Regions from separate parts of the Homo sapiens genome. Here region 1 is linked to region 2. A link is an interaction called in ENCODE POLR2A ChIA-PET data of the cell type or tissue named here. Cell type or tissue: GM12878. All regions are shown on one strand. Each heading gives the region's core, and the rest is flanking DNA. Links, peaks and the distances in the headings are about the cores only.

Region 1 (2,813 bases), core at 192-2,691, 110 kb before region 2:
TAAGTAGGAGTTATTCTCTCTCTCTCTAAGGAAGAAATACATTGTCTATTTTTAAGAAATGTTTGTATATAGATTCTTCTAAGCATATTGGGTAGCACAATTCAGCTATATTACATGTCAGATAGGCTTTCAGAGGCTGGGCTGGGAATCCAACTGTCCTTTTCAAGATGATCCAAGTTAAAGGACAACTTGCTTATATACTTTTAGTATACTTTAAATATACTTTATCCTTTTTATATTTAGATACTCTGTTATCAGGCTTTCAGAGTATCCCTACACATGCATTTATAGTAAAAGATATCTAATTGTATTTGCTCCTAAATATCAAATTAAGAACACAGTTTATTAGATACATCTTTATGCATATCATATTTTACTACTTTTTTCAGCCCAATTCCTTCAACCGCAAATTGGAAAAACACTTCACAAAAAAAAAAAAAAAAACAACAAAGAAAACCCACCGAAAGAACTATCGAATCTTGTTGATCTAAAATCATTTCTACACATGTGGATTAAACAAGAGCTGATAGAAAACTCTTCCCTCTTTTGAACCATTGTTCGGGAAACAACATTCTCTTACCAGTAACTAAAGAAAACTTTTGAAATCTGTTCTATTTCTCTCGCTCAAACAGGGCAGGGGGTGTTTATTCACGTCTGCAGCTGTGTACCGAATGGCACTGCCCAGCAAGGAAGTAGGGGCTCTGGATTCAGAATGGATTCACAGCCCTGTCCCACCAGGGACCTCGAGTACACTGTGACCTTATTTCTTAGTTTTCTCATTCACTAAAGGAGAAATAAAACCCACCTTGCAATTATTATGAACATTAAATTCATCAGCGCTATAAAGGCTCTCAGAGGTCACAGGGGCTATGGCAGCACCTGGAGCCCAGGGCCCACCTACTCATTGAGAAAAAATGGAACAGCCCAACTGTGCAAAAGTAAAGAATCCATGGCCCGGCCGTAACACACCAACACAGCGGACTACACACGGGCATAGAGAAGACATGTCAGGTAACGTGCCATTTCTTCAATACTGATGCACACAGATCACAGCCATGTGAAACAAGCTCGATAAGGATCGGGGTCAGCCACAGTGGCCTGTAGATAGTTGCTGTCATATCGGGAAGCAATCTGTGTTTACTTTTCTGTGATGGTGTCTAAATATAGCTCAAAATGCCTCTGTTTTTCCCTGAGCATATTACAAACAGTACTCTGGCTCTCTGTAAAGGGAGAACAGGAGGTGGATGCAACACGGCCGTCTAGCCTGTCTTCCTCCCTCGCACACCCGCCTGGTCACGGCACACACAGAACAGTGGGCAGTGGGCGCCCACTCCACCTCACCACAGAGGTTCCCCACCACATGCCAGTGGCACCACCCAGAAGCCACTGTGGGACACACTTCAGAGCTGCTGTACACACCTGCAGAAGACACAAGTAAAGACAATGATAATACTGAATGCATACTCTGGTCAGGTTCTTCTCCTAACGGCATAAAAACCCGTTTACGGCAAAAGTAAAAGTGGGCACTAAAGACTCTTCCCTTGTTTCATAACAAGTGCCTACTCCTCTCTAAGCCAGAAAGAACCAAGAATCTCAGCTACCACTGCCACCACTACTGCAGAATGTAATCGCCAAAGAGATTCTCTCATGCCCAATGACACAAAGGAGGCTCACGGTAGCAGAGCTCAGACCAGAGTCAAGTCTCCCAACTCGGGTCCACAGTCCCATCTCTGGTCTGGTGTGTCTATACACGATCATCAGACTGAAGGAGGATAACATGCAACCCTGCATTTAAAACCACTATGTGTTTTACTTCAACTCACAACAAAACACTGCCTGCTTATTAAGACTTGAACTAACACGTTGGAACTTCGAATGTGGGTATCAACACACAGAAGTTCTTCTTTTGTCAATACAGGAATATTTGTCACATTTTCCAATGGTACAGAAAGGATCAAGAAATGGGATTCTAAGATATTAGACAAGACTGGCCACACATGGTAGCTCACACCTGTAATCTCAGCACTTTGGGAGGCTGAGGCGGGCAGATCACTTGAGGTCAGGAGTTCAAGATCAGCCTGGCCAACATGGTGAAACCCCTTCTCTACTGAAAAAAAAAAAAGATATTAGACAAGGCAGAAAAGGTTGTTTTGTTACTAACTCTAAGAACCATGAAATTATCGGTGCCCTCTAACCATGACATCATTAGCAATGTTGGGGGAGAGACCTCAAAACACTCCTAACTGACTGAGAAAGATGACCACTGCCTGTGTTTTTGGTCTTGGTTTTGGTTTTCTTAAGCAAGGTGCAGAGAACATATGTATTTGTGGAACCATGGAACCCTCAATTTAGCATACAGTGTCAGAGGAGTTCATGGAATCTAATCTAGAAACCCATCCAAAGATCCCAGACTTACATTATCAAATAATAACAACATATGCCATGCATTTCCAAAGCACTTTAATATATTCTCACGTTATCACAATTCTTAAGACAGCCTGACCAAAGATTCAAAGATTCAGCAATGAAACTCAGAACCTTAGAACTGCAGAGAGCCTGACGGGTCCGTAAGTGATGTACATACAAATCCTTTCAAAGCATCTACAATGAATGTTATGAATTTCTTCCTCCTATGTAACAAAAGTCTGCTCCCTGTCATTTATACCCATTGGTATTACTTTGGTCCTTTGGCAGAATATTTGAAGATCGCTGTAAGCTATTTCTCTTTTCTGCGTGACATATACCCATTCTCAGCCCCCTCAACACAAAAGGTATTGTGGGGGGAGTGGGGGAGCAGTTCTTGCTTCCTTTTT
Region 2 (2,813 bases), core at 97-2,596:
CACCACTGACGTTTCCTCCTTCCTAATCTCATTTTCCTTCTTCAAATTCCAGAGATAAATATTACCTTACACTGGGTGTTTATCGTTCCCAGGCATTAAAAGGTTTACTACATATGCACAGGCGTATACACATACACAGTACACCATAAAGTGTTAGTTTGCATTTCAAACAATTTTTATATGAACGATATCATACTGCACTTACATTTCTACAGTTGGCAGCTGTATCGCTCCAGCTATATCACAATATTTTTCTGATATATACACATTGATGACAGCAGCTCTGCTGCCGAAGCGTCCTTTGTCTAGAATGGCCATGCTTCTGTTGATGGATATAAGTTGTTTACATCTTTTTTTTTTTTCCGGACAGGGTCTTGCACTGTCATCCAAGCTGGAGTGCAGTGGCATGATCTTGACTCATTGCAGCCCCAACCTCCAGGGCTCAAGTTATTCTCCTACCTCAGCCTCCCAAGCAGCTGGGACCACAGGTGTGTGCCATTACACTAGGCTAATTATTTTTTATGTTTCTTAGGGAGGAGGTCTCATATGTTGTCCAGGCTGGTCTCAAACTCCTGGGCTTAGGCAATCCTCTGGCCTTGGCCTCCTGAATGTTGGGATTATAGGCATGAGCCACTGCGCCTGGCCTTGTTTCCACTTTTTCTCTATTATAAACCGTGTTGCTGTGAACCTTCTTGTATGTGTTGCATTGTGCATGTGTAAAGACTTTCATCCAGGAGTGGAAATGTTTCAGGATTTTAAGTATACAATCTACAACTTTATTAGATACTGCCAAATTGTTCTCCACAGTCACTAGTTTTACATTTTCACTGTAGAAACATAAGAAATACAGATTAGATGAGAAAAAAAAGGAAAAGTCACTCCCCATCTCTACATTCAGAGAAACCCACTTCTAACTACTTCAAAATCTTTTTGGTATATAAACTTCCAGGTTTTTCTGTGCCCCCCCCCCTACAGAATCCAGTATACCTTATATGTCTCTATATATGTAGATATAAATGCAGCATATCATATATGTACACATAAATACATTATATGTCATATGTATACATTCATATATAATATATACACAGAAACACATGTATATATGTGTGCATCTGTAGCTCTGTGTTATGTATATATTTATAATTATTAATGTTTGGGGATCCTATATTTTTAAATTTAATATAACATTAATGTATAATAATATAGTGAACATTTCATTGTGTCACTAAATATTCATTTAAAAATACAATTTTAATGGCTGCAAATGAGTTCTGTGTAAGAATATTTCTTTGGTTTATTACTATTCACCTATTAAATATCTAGGTAGTAATTTCTCACTCCTATACAAAGTGCTGTGATGAAGTTCAACCAAAGCTTTTTTTTTTTTTTTTTGAGACAGAATCTTGCTCTGTTGCCCAGGGTGGAATGCAGTGGCGCGATCTCAGCTCATTGCAATCTTTGCCTCCCAGGTTCAAGCGATTCTCCTGCCTCAGCCTACCGAGTAGCTGGGATTACAGGCGCATGCCGCCACACCCAGCTAATTTTCTTTCTTTCTTTTTTTTTTTTTGAGACCAGTCTCGCCCTGTCCGTGCAGTGGCGCAATCTCGGCTCACTGCAAGCTCCGCCTCCCGGGTTCACGCCATTCTCCTGCCTCAGCCTCCCGAGTAGCTGGGACTACGGGCGCCCGCCACCAAGCCCTGCTAATTTTTTGTATTTTAGTAGAGACGGGGTTTCACCGTGTTGCCCAAGCTGGTCCTGAACTCCCGAGCTCAGGCAATCTGCCCGCCTCGGCCTCCCAGAGTGCTGGGATTATAGGCGTGAGCCACCGCGCCCGGCCTGTACTTCACTTTTTTTGAGTCTCAATTTACATCATCTGCAGAATGGAACTAACGGAAGTAATAACTAACATTTATCGAAGGCTTATGAGAAAGCAGCAACTGCTTGGAGTACTTCACATGAATTATTTAATGCGACATCTCTGTCAAGTATATACCACTATTACTCCTATTCTATAGATGACTAAGCCGAGGTAGAGAGAGCTTCAATAAATTACCCAGATTACAATCAATAATTGGCACAGCCATGATTCAAACTTGCAGACTCTGCCCTCAGAGCCTGCCACTCCCTTTTAAAGACATTTTATCACATTTGCTTTCTCTGTTTCTCTCTCTTTCTCCTTGTCTCTCTCCACGTTTTTGTTTGTTTTTTGCTGAACCATTTAAAAGTTGTAGACATCTTGACATTTCACTCCTAAATACTTCAGAATTGTCACACAATAAAATTAACACTAATATCACCTAACCCTAACATACAGTCCAGTGTGTGTGTGTGTGTGTATGTGTGTGTACATGTCTCCCAGAAACAGAATACCTGGGATAAGGGGTGTGTGCACCACCTTTGCTAGGTAATACACATTTCTTTCCAACAAGCTTTGCCCATTTAGACACCTCCCCCCATACCAATTTGTATGAGAGTTTCTGTAGTTTTACATCCTCATCAACACTTGGTATTGTCAGACTACAAATTTTTGCTAATCTGATGGGGTGTGAAATGGTGTCTCATTGTGGCTTTAATTTGCACTTTCCTGATTATTTATGAGGTTGAACTTATGAGACTATTCTCTTTTCCCTCTTATATGAAATGCCTGTTCATTTCTTTTACCCATTAAAAAAAATGGTTTGCTTGTCTTGAAGGCTTTTCTTTTTAAGATGGAAACTGGCATGACGAATTCTTACTGTAACCTCTGGTTACTCAATGGCTTGGCATCACAAATAAATAAATGGTCCATGGAGAATGAAGCTGAAAATAGA

Evidence for each region. Peaks named below come from ENCODE experiments on the same cell type or tissue, not always from the same donor. Only the 100,000 strongest peaks of a DNase experiment are listed, where the experiment ranks them.
Region 1: POLR2A ChIA-PET joins it to region 2 with 5 read pairs; 2 of 35 experiments call an interaction of 5 or more read pairs at or near these places.

Annotation. Positions count from the first base shown.
Region 1 is chr6:156,821,320-156,824,132 of GRCh38, reverse strand. The region is part of intron 1 of ARID1B (AT-rich interaction domain 1B); the gene reads right to left. Among named protein-coding and RNA genes, the nearest start is that of MIR4466, 43 kb to the right of the region's middle. RefSeq lists a silencer at 2,182-2,251. In GM12878, for the core only: no CTCF peak of the experiment used is centred there; no DNase peak of the experiment used is centred there; H3K27ac peaks cover 289 bases.
Region 2 is chr6:156,715,308-156,718,120 of GRCh38, reverse strand. No RefSeq gene overlaps it. Among named protein-coding and RNA genes, the nearest start is that of ARID1B, 61 kb to the left of the region's middle. In GM12878, for the core only: no CTCF peak of the experiment used is centred there; no DNase peak of the experiment used is centred there.